Regions from separate parts of the Homo sapiens genome. Here region 1 is linked to region 2. The links are chromatin contacts, found by Hi-C or POLR2A ChIA-PET in ENCODE. All regions are on one chromosome and are shown on one strand. The core of a region is the stretch at or near the end of the contact, and the rest is flanking DNA. Distances in the headings are between cores, read along the strand shown. Region 1 overlaps KIAA0319L (KIAA0319 like). Region 2 overlaps KIAA0319L (KIAA0319 like).

The links. A loop is a pair of places that touch in the nucleus more often than their neighbours do. ChIA-PET counts read pairs that join two places held with the same protein, here RNA polymerase II (POLR2A). Pooled maps may share reads with other maps.
Region 1: a loop to region 2 is called in a pooled map, with 3 times the contacts of the local background. The contact joins two enhancer-like sites. A Hi-C loop is called at or near these places in 11 of 168 maps with a recorded cell type or tissue (CD4-positive, alpha-beta T cell, CD4-positive, alpha-beta memory T cell, CD8-positive, alpha-beta T cell and 5 more), 25 of 37 single-sample maps with no recorded cell type and 18 of 50 pooled maps. POLR2A ChIA-PET finds 5 or more read pairs at or near these places in 15 of 52 experiments (CD4-positive, alpha-beta T cell, CD4-positive, alpha-beta memory T cell, CD8-positive, alpha-beta memory T cell and 11 more).

The regions. Positions count from the first base shown.
Region 1 is chr1:35,495,879-35,502,418 of GRCh38, reverse strand. All of the region lies in intron 3 of KIAA0319L (KIAA0319 like), which reads left to right. Among named protein-coding and RNA genes, the nearest start is that of KIAA0319L, 58 kb to the left of the region's middle. RefSeq lists an enhancer at 2,297-2,591. Within about 2 kb of position 2,963, at least 2 of the 41 ENCODE cell types and tissues checked have a DNase peak (open chromatin) inside an H3K27ac peak, as active enhancers do; they include CD4-positive, alpha-beta T cell, where a contact is called at or near this core.
Region 2 is chr1:35,448,557-35,454,814 of GRCh38, reverse strand. It overlaps KIAA0319L (KIAA0319 like), which reads left to right. Exons shown (of 21, transcript NM_024874.5): 11 at 330-453; 12 at 1,126-1,258; 13 at 3,039-3,187; 14 at 4,306-4,457; 15 at 4,810-4,948. Among named protein-coding and RNA genes, the nearest start is that of ZMYM4-AS1, 86 kb to the right of the region's middle. RefSeq lists a silencer at 3,536-3,715. Within about 2 kb of position 2,539, at least 17 of the 41 ENCODE cell types and tissues checked have a DNase peak (open chromatin) inside an H3K27ac peak, as active enhancers do; they include CD4-positive, alpha-beta T cell, where a contact is called at or near this core.

The DNA of each region.
Region 1 (6,540 bases), core at 1,714-4,213, 47 kb before region 2:
CAGCAATAACTGATGTTTACTGAGCATTTACTATATGCCAGGTACCATTCAGAACCCTTTACGTGTATTAACTCTTAATCTATACAGCAAATCTTGTGAATTACTATTACTGTTCCTGTTTTTTTTTTCTTTTTTTTTTTTTCTTGAGACAGAGTCTCACTGTGTCACCAGGCTGGAGTGCAGTGGTGCGATCTTGGCTCACTGCAACCTCTGCCTCTGGGTTCAAGTGATTTTACTACCTCAGCCTCCAGAGTAGCTGGTACCACAGGGGTGTGGCACACCCAGCGACTTTTTTTGTATTTTTAGTAGAGATGGCATTTCACCATGTTGGCCAGGGTGGTCTCGATCTCCTGACCTCGTGATCCGCCTGCCTCTGCCTCCCAAAGTGCTGGGACTACAGGCATGAGTCACTGTGCCTGCCCGTTCCTGTTTTATAAATGAGGAAACTCAGGCAACACAGCTAGGTATGTGGTACAACCAAGACTTGAACCTAAGCAGGCTGATTCTGTACGGACTCAGTCCTCTTTTTTTTTTTTTTTTGAGATGGAATTTTGCTCTTATTGCCCAGGCTAGAGTGCAATGGTGCGATCTTGGCTCACTGCAACCTCCACCTCCCGGGTTCAAGCAATTCGTCTGCCTCAGCCTCCCGAGTAGCTGGGACTACAGGCATGAGCCATCACGCCCAGCTAATTTTTTGTATTTTTAGTAGAGACAGGGTTTCTCCATGTTGGTCAGGCTGGTTTCAAACTCCTGACCTCAGGTGATCTGCCTGCCTCGGCCTCCCAAAGTGCTGGTATTACAGGCGTGAGCCACCACGCCTGGCCTGTCCTCTTACTGGCCTGTCCTTTCTTACTGTTCAGGTAGGACTTGGGATGAGGAGGACTTTTGAAAGCCAGATGTCAAAGTCACCAGTAAAATAGGAAGAGTGACGAGTAAATTGGGAGATGATAGCTGCAATGAGAGTTGAAGTGGCAGCAAGATGGCAAAGGAGAAGAGGTTTTCACAGGGAGGTAGAAGAATAATGGTTTGCAGAGGACATTGGGAAGCAGCAGCAAAGAAAATACCTCCAGCATACTATAGGATAATTATGGCCCGTGAAATTAGAAATGGATAAGTTAGAAAAATGGTAGATTTAGATCTGACAGTCTCCTGGAGGATGGTGAAAATTCAAACTTGGGTCTTACAGAATTCAGGTGTATGCTGGAAGGAAGATCCTGAGGATGTGTTGGCTATAGAGAATTCTTTCTTCTAGTTTACCATTAGTGGGCAGTGGCAAGAAATTGCTGCTGGTGAGTAGGATTTCAAGACCTTTGTGGTCTAATGTGGAGAGTGGATAGACATGAGGGGAGGAATATTGAATTTGAACTATGAACCCCAGGACTGGGAGTGGGCTTTTGCTGCATGCAGTGTTGCACGGAGGCATTACAAAGCTTGGCATTACATATTGAGAACTGCAAGTATTGCTAAAAAAAAAAAAATGGGGCAAAGTGAAATCTTCAGATCCAGATAAGTTATATTTGACCTTATATATCATGCTTAGGAGCTAGCTTCTTACCCTGAAGGCCATGTATAGCTCTGGAAAGGTGGTAAGATTGCCTTGTGCATTGAGAATTGCCTTGGCATTTCTTTTGGGAGAGAACTTGGGAGTTCAAACTTCTGCTTAATGCACTAGGGAAGGGAAGAGAAAAGTATGCACTGCAGATCTCATTCTAATTAGGGATGACTGGCGAGCAGCACCAGTTTCTAGTTTGTGCTGTTTTCACTAAGGTAGGTCAAGCAACTCTGCATCCAAAGTGGAGAGAAATTGTATCATAAATTGCTTTTGTCTTGCCTGCCTGCAGAGCTGCAAAGGCATTTGGATTGTCAGTCTGCATTTTTCACTCTTTTGGAAATATACATATATTGAATCCAAAGGCAGATATTGTGGACCTTTTGCAATTCCAAAAGTAGAAAGGAATGTCATCAATATATTCCCGTTTCTCAACTTAAAGAGGGTGAAGCCTGTCCTGCTTAGTTTAAGTATTGCACCCTTTCTGTACCATGAACCTCTGAATTGTTGGCAGGAGGAGCACAGAGGCTTGTTGATTGGGTCCTGGAACGTGTACAGTATAAGCAGTTCAGCCAATTAATTGTGTACATTATAAGAATGTGTACAGCTTAAGCAGTTCTGACAATTAATTGCTGCCAATCCTGCTATGTGCCAGAGAAAAAAGTGCTTTATTTGAGCGCAGGAAATGAAAGTCCACTTAGGTATCCCTGCATGTAAGGTTTGACTGTAGGAAGACTGAAGTGTTGTTCTCTCTAACAGCATCGTCTCCCTGTTTCCAGTCAATAATCACACACGGCATTTTGACCCTTAGCAAGCCAGTGGCTTTCTGTGGAACAAATAAATGACTTAGAGGATAAATGAGCCAAGCACCCAGATAGCCATCTGCTGCCTTCTTTTTCTGAGAACTCTTGTGCTGGCTCCATGTAAAGCCTGAGCTTACCTCTTATCAGAAGATAGAGGTGTGGGGTGTGGGCAGCCACAGAGGGATAATCTTACGTAACTGATGACAGAAACCTAAGCAGTGCTGTTTCCCTTCATGTTTTGTTGTTGTTGTTTTGGGTTTGTTTTTCAGGGTTTTTTTTTTTTTTTACTTGTTTTTACTTGTTTGCTTGTTTTTGTTGTGTTAGTTCTTGGACCACAACACCCTTTCCTTATTTTTTTTTCCCTTCATAGCTACCCATTTTCTCCTCTAATCTAATAGTTCTGGTTCTTTAATCTACTTATCTAGTTTTTAGTATGTGCAGTGAGTTTGAAATTGCGTTTATTGGCTCCTTTGTAAGCTAATTTATTGTCTTAATTCATTGAGGCTGCTGTAACAATACCATAAACTGGGTGGTTTATAAACAACAGAAATTTATTTCTCACTGTTCTGGAGGCTGGGAAATCCCAGCTGAAGGTGCTGGCTGATTTGGTGTCTAGTGAGGGGCCAGTCTGCATAGACACTGCATTCTAGCTATGTTCTCACACGGTGGAAGAGGAAGACAAACTCTCTCTGGTCCGTTTTCTAAGAGCACTAATCCCATTCACAAGGGCTCCAACTTCATGACCTAATTACCTTCCAAAGGCCCTACCTCCTAATACCATCACTTTGGGGGTTAGCTAGATTTCAACATACGAATTTTGGGAGAACACAAACATTCAGTCTGTAGCACCTACGAAGCAAGAGTTGATGGGGATTTTGGTGTGGGTCCCTTAACAACTCCTTACTAACTGGCAGAACTTGACCATCTCTTGTTAACACCACAGGTGTCATCCCTCTCTTTCCTATTTAGTGGATGGTCTTAGTTTCTCTAAGGAGACTCTCAGAAGACTAACTTTTAATTAATTTCTATAAAGATAAACCCTGCCATATTCTCCAGTCTCAGCTTTAGTTGCTGAGAATTGGGATGTGGTGTGTCATTAGACCCCACTAATGCAGGAAGAAGACCCGACTAATGCCACTGCAGGAAGACATTCCTTTCCATTGGTAGGATTTTTATTAATGACAGTGGTGGGTTTTTATTTCAATACCATTGTGTCTCAAATCAAAATGTATTGAAAGCTGAATTTTTATAAACTGTTGTTTAATATTAAGTAGAAACTAGGATAGCATGTTCCTTACCAAGGAGGACCCCTATATGGATTGTGATTATGTAACCAGGTAAGTGTGAACATCCTGTGTGTGGCGTTACAGACTCCTACTCAAAATGGAATAGATAGTGATGAGAGTTTTCTTTTGTTATCTTTAATTATGACATTAATTGCTGGGCCTGGCTTACTTGATTTGGAGAGGGTAGCCTCAGAGTGGAGGCAGGGAGGAAGGGAGAAGGAAGAAGAGAAGAGAATTGGAGAGATGGAGAAAGAGAATATGAATTGAAACCTTTCATCATTATGAATAAGAATTCTTGAAGAAGAAACAGGTTTGTTCAGAATTGGTTTAGTTTTTATTATTTCTATCCAGTGCCAGAAAAAATTGCTCAAGGAAATTCCATCCAACCCTTTATTATCCCCTAAAAATTTTTAGTATTACTTCATAGTTTCTTTTTTTTTTTTCCCGAGATGGGAGTTTCGCACTTATTTCCCAGGCTGGAGTGTAGTGGTGCAATCTCGGCTCACTTCAACCTCCGCCTCCTGGGTTCTAGTGATTCTCCTGCCTCAGCCTCCCAAGTAGCTGGGATTACAGGCACCCATCATCATACCCAGCTAATTTTTTGTATTTTTGTAGCGACAGGGTTTCATCACGTTGGCCAGGCTGGTCTCGAACTCCTGACCTCAGGTGATCCACCTGCCTTGGCCTCCCAAAGTGCTGGGATTACAGGCGTGAGCCACTGCGCCCAGCCTACTTCATAGTTTCTCAAATAAAATAATTTGTTCCATGTCTCCTGTTTCTGTTTCCTTAAAAATACAGTACATAAATTTTTGAAAATGATAAACAAGGTTTTCTTTAAAACAAATTATTTTAATAAATGAAAATCTGTCTGCCTAACTTTAAAATAGTCACACTGTTCTTCTACTTCTGGGAATCTGTCTAAAGCAATAGTTTCTAAATAAAACTTTGCACACAATGGTGAGATGATACTTATTTTATGAAAAAAATGAAAGCAGTCTGTCTAATGAGGGGAAAATGGACATTGTGCAATCGTTATAAATACGCTTTTGGGTGCATGAATGGCTCTTTTGTTACTCCTTTCTCCTTTCCATTCCACCCACATGGAATACTTGTTCTTCTGTGGGTGCCATACTTTTAGAAAGCAGCTTTTTTGAAGTATAATTGTCATATCATAAACTGTACATGTTTAAAGTGTACAATTTGGTTAGTTTATTTATATCTATCTCTATGTCTATAAAACCATCACCATAAAAAGATAACGAATATATGTATCAACTCTAAAATTTCTTCTGCCGCTTTGTAATCTGTCCCTCTCACCCCCTCTAGAAAATTGATCTGCTTTTAGTCATTATAGATTTTCTGTAATTTTTAAATAAATTGAATCATACATTACATACGTATTCTTTTTAACGACTTTATTGAGGTATAATTTATATAAGGAAACATTCCTTTTAAGCATACAATTCAGTGGTTTTAGTAAATGCATAGAGTTGTAAATCATTATTACAATCCAGTTTGATAACATTTCATCTTTTTTTTTTTTGTCTTTTTCCTGCCGTACAGTTTGATAACATTTCTATCACCCCCCCAAAACTTCCCTTGTCCCCATTTATCCAAAAGTTCCTGTGTGCCATCCCTATTCCCACCCCCAGTCCTAGGCATCCATTGATCTGCTGTCTCTATAAATTTGCATTTTCTAGACTTTGCATTAATATGGAATCATGGAATATGTAGTCTTTTGTGTTTAGGTTCTTCTACTTAGCGTAATGTTTTTATGTCCATTCATGTCATAACATATGCCAGTAGCTGCTTTTTTTTTTTTTTTTTTTTTTTGGAGACACAATCTCACTCTGTTGCTCAGGCTGGAGTGCAGTGGCACTATTTCTGCTCTCCGCAGCCTCGACCTCCAGGGTTCAAGTGATTCTTGTGCCTCAGCTTCCCAAGTAGCTGGGAATACAGGCATGTGCCACCACGCCCAGCTAATTTTTGTATTTTTTAAAGTAGAGACGGGTTTTCACCATGTTGGCCAGGCTGGTCTCAAACTCCTGACCTCAGGTGATCTGCCCACCTTGGCCTCCCAAAGTGGTGGGATTACAGACATGAGCCACTGTACCCAGCACCTAGTAGCTGGCTTTTGAAAATTCCTAAGTAGTATTCCATTGTATAGATATAATTTGTTTATCCATTTACCTGTTAATGGATATTGGATTGCTTCCAGATTTTGGTTATTACAGATTAAGACGCTAGGAACATTTGTGTACAAGTCTTTGTATAGCATATATTTTAATTTCTCCTGGGTAAATATGTGGGAGTGGAATAGCTGGATTACATTGTATGTTTTATTTTATTTTTTATTTTTTTGAGACGGAGTCTCACTGTGTCACCCAGGCTAGAGTGCACTGGCACCATCTCAGCTCACTACAACTTCCGCTTCCTGGGTTTAAGAGATTCTCCTGCCTCAGTCTCCTGAGTAGCTGGGATTACAGGCACCTGCCACCATCCCCGGCTAATTTTTGTATTTTTAGTAGAGACAGGGTTTCACCATGTTGGCCAGGCTGGTATCGAACCCCTGACCTCAAGTGATATACCCATTTCGACCTCCCAAAGTGTTGGGATTACAGGCGTGAGCCACCATAACCGGCCTATATTGTATGGGTATATTTAACTTTTTATCAAACTGCCCAAGTGTTTTCCAAAGTGGTTGTACCATTTTACATTTCCGTGATTAATGTATCAAATTTCCAGTTGCTCCACATTCTTGCTAACACTTGGTATGGTGAATCTTTTTAATTTTATACATTGTAATAGGTGTTTAATTGAATCTCATTGTGGTTTTGGTTTGCATTTTCCTAATGACTAATGATGTTGAATATTTTTTGTGTGCTTATTTGCCATTCATGTT
Region 2 (6,258 bases), core at 1,290-3,789:
TCACGGTATTCTTTCTGGTTTGAGTCATAGAGACTGGCCTTGGTAATCTCTGCACATTTCCCAATACTGCCCTCTCTTATGAGAGTTCTGGCTTTATTTGAAACTGCTGCTGTGTCAGAGAGGGTTGTTTCCTTGAAGGGGGAAACCCTTAGCAAGGTGCCTCATGATATCTGACTCCATATTCACTCACATGCTGAACTGGTACGTAATAGCCCAGTACCATCTTAGGTCTTTGGTTTAGAAAACTAAATCGTTTTTACCAGAGTCGGAATTATTGTGTGATGTGATTCCTGGAGTCCACTTTTCCACTTCTGTATTTGTATTTGTAGGGTGTTAGAACACCAACCTTACAGCTCTCTGCGATGCAAGAAGGAGACTACACTTACCAGCTCACAGTGACTGACACAATAGGACAGCAGGCCACTGCTCAAGTGACTGTTATTGTGCAACCTGGTAAGCTCCAGCCTTGTGGTTCAGGCTCTTCTATTGGTGGGTCCATTTAACCTTGGGGGAAAAGAGTGTTGGGTTCTGAGCTGTATGAGGGTAGAAGCAGAAGGCACCGATCCATAGAGCCTCTGGTGACTTCTATTGTTCCTTCCCCTTGTGCTTTCTTCATAGCTAGAGATGAAGGATACTTCCCAGCCTCAGCTTGTGCCCTTCCCTTGGCTTGTTGTTGGTACCTTCAAAGAGACCTAGGAAATAGAGTTTATGCCATCCCAAATCCTAAAAAGTAATTGCGGTTTTTGCCATTCCTTTCAATAGCAATTACTTTTGCACCAACCCAATACCACGTCCTTGAAGGGCCTGCTTAAAACTGACTTCCTCAGGACAGCCCTGTCTTGTCACTCAAATCCTTTCATTTGAACTCCCTTAGCATTAGAGTTCAAGTTTAGTATGGCATTATAACTTCATTATGTTCTATGTTTCTGTCAGAATTGCTTGATATGTTTCAGCCTTATATTCTTTATTGTGTGCTCCCTGACGGTAACCACATCTCCCACAGTATCTGACAGTTCTGTGGCCTGAGAGGCAGAGTCCATGGCTTCCAGAACATGTGTCCCAATTGGTTCCTCTCCTTTCCCACCTGGACTGGCTGCTTTTGACCTCTAACTCTTTGTCTTCCAGAAAACAATAAGCCTCCTCAGGCAGATGCAGGCCCAGATAAAGAGCTGACCCTTCCTGTGGATAGCACAACCCTGGATGGCAGCAAGAGCTCAGATGATCAGAAAATTATCTCATATCTCTGGGAAAAAACACAGTGAGTATTGACACAAAATCCTTATTTTTGCAAAGCCTCCAGACCTTGGAAGAGCAAGGTTTTATTTGCTATTATGAGTTGAGTTGCTCTTATTGGCTTATCCAGTGGGGTGACTGAGGAAGAAATGTTTGCAATTCCAAACTTCAACTCCAAGAAAATGATATTATAATCATAATTTTTGTAAGAAAAAAAGAATGCTTGCCATCAACTAGTCCCCAGGTAGTACTGTGTGATCCTGGTGCTTTTTCAGGTACAATCCATCTGCTGAAATGCAGAGTTTAATTACACTTGAGAGGCAGGATGGAAGGGGTAATGGAGCAGAAAAATACTGTTGCTCAGAATTAACTGGGTAAGGCTGGCACGGGGGATGGGGCAGAGCAGCTATTAAGAGAAATTGAAAATACATCCATAAAATGAAAGCATTACTCTGTTATTGTTTTCTTGAAGACACCATTTACCAATTAAGTTAGCCAGAGGCCAAAGGCGGTAATCAAAATAATTCTAATTACATAGAAATTACCTAACTGAACCATTCTTAGTTCCTGTAGTTTCTTTTAGCTCCTTTAAAGCATAACTAATGCAACTGAAATTATATGCAGGATCCCACAAGTAGCAAAAGAATTCTAAGAAGAGTTAAAAGTATTCTCTGTTTCCAAAGGTAGCAACCATAGGACAGCCTGGGTTTTTTTTTGTATTGTGTTTGTTTGTTTGTTTGTTTGTTTGTTTGTTTGACAAAGGCATTGGAGATGGGTGGAAAAGAACTTTAATTTGACTATACAAATGACTTGCTTTTGAGATTGCTGAGTTGGAATCTAGAAATTATTTCCCTCAGCTCTTGTTTTTATCTTTTGTAGAACATAATCTTACCCAGCCCAGGGTGTTTTTAATTATAATTGTTTATTGAAGATATGGCTGATAGACCTTTTAGCTGAGTTTTATTAGTGTTTACAGCAGAGATAATGCTTAGCATAGCTTCTTGAAGGAGACTGTGCTTCAGGAGGAGCTACCAGGATCAGAGGCTGTAACTTTAAAAGGCAAAACAAAGTAAATCCTGGATGTCTGCAGATTTCTCTGGCTTTCCTGTAGTTAAAAGCTCTGGGGCATTTTGATCCTTGAGCAGAGGGCTCTCTGGCTGTGTGCAGCCTGAATGTTGGCACAGAGCTCCCTTGGCTGCTGCAGGCAAGTCTCTGAGGCCACAAGGGGGAAGAAGGGTTGTAGGGTGTCCTAGGTGCTTGATGGCCCCTGTCCAGGAGCTGGAGGGAACTTTGCTTATAGAGTTGCTACAAACAAGATGATTTTGTCCTGAGAGTTCCTCTGCAGTCTTGCCCCATTTCCTTTTCTTTCATCAGGAAGGATTTGGGCACGTGATTAAGAAATGCATTTTGCTTCCTTGCTGGCAAGAGCCAAACCAACTACTGGGCCAGAAATGCTTTTTAGAAACATCACTCTTAAATCATTCTTTTGATCAGAGACTTGCTCAGAGAACTTTCTTCCTTTTACAAACTAGAATGGTAAAGCGTTCAAGTGTTCTAGAAGCTCATATAAAGGATAAGGCTAGAGGTGTTTGAAAGCTATTTGAATTTTCTGACCAGCAGGCAGCCTGTATTTTGAGGCCAAATGACACTTTGTCCAATTGAAATATTTTTAAACATGTCTTGTCAAGGTCTGGGTAACAGTAGTTCGTGTCTTTGCTGAGGGAGTCATTGTCTCCTCCTGCTAAGTTAGGGACAGGACAGCAGCAGACAGGTACAACTCTACCCTCTAGTTTCTTTTTTTGCAGGGGACCTGATGGGGTGCAGCTCGAGAATGCTAACAGCAGTGTTGCTACTGTGACTGGGCTGCAAGTGGGGACCTATGTGTTCACCTTGACTGTCAAAGATGAGAGGAACCTGCAAAGCCAGAGCTCTGTGAATGTCATTGTCAAAGAAGGTACCTCTCTGCCTCCAGTTTGTGTAGCAGCCTCTTAGGGTCAGATAGCTGAAGAATTTATCCTGTCATGTTTGCCTGCAGAAATTGATTAGAGATAGCAAGAGGTGGGTAAGAGGGTTGGGGTGAGGGCAATTGTTATTTTCTTTTCTAAAACAGCCTTTAATTGGACTGTAAGGTGAATTTTAACTTCCCTCCCTCCTCCTGCTTACATCTTCCCTTCCCTCTCATCCCCTTACTTTCTTTTCAGTCCTCCCTCCTTCCCTCCTTACTTTATTTCTCAGTTGAATAGGGAAAGAATTAAGGGTTCTATTCTTTGCATTTTTATTTTGCCCCTCTGCATTGCTGAGACCTGGGCCGTGACTCCTGTTAGCTACAGTGACACCTGCTGTCAGGCTTGAGAATGACGGCCGCACTACAGCTGACTATGCTTGCCCTGAGCCTTTGAGCTGAGGCCAGCCAGAGGCCTTGCTCTAGTTTACAGGCACAGTGACCAGTGAGAGCTGTGGGAGAGGGCCTTAAGTTGAGGGCCTTAAGTTGATAGCAGGAAAAACCATCAGATATGCAGACCTCCAGACATAAGATACCAAGCTGAGTAAATACTGCACAGACATCTGAATATACAGAGCTTCACGTGGGGCTCCGAATAAGAGAGGTAGCTCTTTGTTTTCTCTTGTGAAGTTCCAAGGAAGGGGTCCAAAAAGATATTCAGAGAATAACATTTTAAGATATTTTGAAGGAGAATTTGCAAGATCAGCTAGGTGAAACCTAAACTCCAAGGTTTTAAGCCAGTTTGGGCCGTTATTTCTGATCATCACATACCTCCAAAGCAGAGAAATGGATTCCATTTGGGAAGGCTGCTGGGAGAATATGAGAGGAAAGCACACTCGTCCCCTCTGTTGTACAGTGTTAGGAGAACATTTCTCTGGGTAGGACTGGAACCTCAGGACTGCAGCGCTGGTAGCTTTCATCTACACTGTTGGTTGGTGGCAGGGACAGGCACTTAAAAAGGTTCTCCAGTTAAGGTACTCTTGATGTTTTAATTTCCCCATAAGCATCATGAAGAAACATTTCTTCTTTTCCAGAATGTCACATTATGTCAATGATTTCTTTTTGATTAGAAATAAACAAACCACCTATAGCCAAGATAACTGGGAATGTGGTGATTACCCTACCCACGAGCACAGCAGAGCTGGATGGCTCTAAGTCCTCAGATGACAAGGGAATAGTCAGCTACCTCTGGACTCGAGATGAGGGGAGCCCAGCAGCAGGGGTAAGTGTGCTAGGAGCTGGAGAGCTACACAGGAGTGGGGAGGAGGAGGAGCCACGCGTTCCAGTATATGCTTTAATCAAGTGGTCCCTTATATCAAACCCAGATTGTTCTCTGAAATCCAGGGAGGTGAAGTGACTTGCTTAGGGTCATTCTGTAAGCTAGTATAGCACAGAATGGGTTTCCCTTCCCTGATCCTAGCAGTTGTAGGCTGCAATGCTGTTCCGTATCAGGAACTGCCCAAGGTTGAAACAGTTCAGCCCTGAAGGGCCTAGTTATGGTGAAAGCAGCAACTGACTCCAGGAAAGGAATGGCATTTTGTTCTGTAACATAGCCATGTTGTTCAACCCTACAGGAGGTGTTAAATCACTCTGACCATCACCCTATCCTTTTTCTTTCAAACCTGGTTGAGGGAACCTACACTTTTCACCTGAAAGTGACCGATGCAAAGGGTGAGAGTGACACAGACCGGACCACTGTGGAGGTGAAACCTGGTGAGTTCATTTAGTGATGAGGCTGAGTAGAATTGCTGAATCAGCCAATCAAGGCCTCTATCCTGAGATCCCCTTCCCCGAGCATGGACAGAGCCAGATGGCATGTCCAGCTTTAAAAATAATCGAGAAACCCCAAGCTGAAAAATCCATAGAGACCGTCTGTTCCAATAATACCTCCTACCCATGCAGAAATACAGACCTCCCCCTATTCATCTCAGATGGAGAAACAAACTCAGAGAGGGCAGGACTTGCTCAGTGTCACACAGCAGTTGTGTCAGAGCCAGGCCTTTGTGCTCGTAGTCCAGCACTTTCTCCTCTCCTCGTGACTGATGAGAGAGGGCTCAGAGTGCTTGGGAATCTGAGCATGGGAATAGCTTGAGTCATGATGTCTCATCAGCATCCAGATGCAGAAAACAATTTATTTTTATAAGTTGAGCCTCAGGCCTTGTCTGATAATCCAGGGAAGGTAAAGTAATAGTGCTCTTTACATTTTTCAGCTTTGCAGAAATAAAAATTTTCTTCTTAAATAGAACCATGTTTTTATTTTGCTTTGAGATTAATATGGTGATAGGGAGGCACTGAGTATGGAGGTGGGATAGAGCTGTATAAATTCCTGAGCTTCTGATGAAATGGTATTAACTTTAAACCTACTCTTTATTATCTAGGCCAACCTCATATATGGATGTTTTGGACAGGAAGGGATCTTGGGAGGTCTTCCAGTCCTTGTCCTGCCTCTAGGAAGGACAGTAGCTGAGACACTATAAAATCTCTTTGGTGTTTAAAGTCAGATCACAGATAGTCTACTAATTATGCAAATTATACATCAGAACAGGCAAGTGGTGCATTCAAGTATGTAAATAAGGCATTCCAAACAATCAGTTTGAAATTCCAAATGTAGAACATCTTTAGGACATATTCAAAAGTAAAACATGATAGCCTCACCGTTTTAGAGTTATACAAAGATAGTGCAGCTGTGATGTGGCTCTAAGGAAATCCTTGTGTCTTGGCTGACTGGATTTTCTTTTGTTAACTGTATTTAAACCTGGAGGGACGGATGCATTCCCATTATTGAGGAGGTTGTTGAGATGGACACTTTTCCTCCCATTGTTGTGCACAAAATACAGCGAGGCACTGAAAATCAGATGTGAGTCAGGAGAGATTGCTTAATAACCCCCACTTGGCCTGGATTGCTCAGCACTGCCAGTTGCACAGAGGCTTTTAAAACAAATGTTTAAGTGTTTCTCTCTTCCCCACTCCCGTCATTACTCCCCACCCCTCATTGCATCACTGCTTCAGCCTTATCCCCAGCA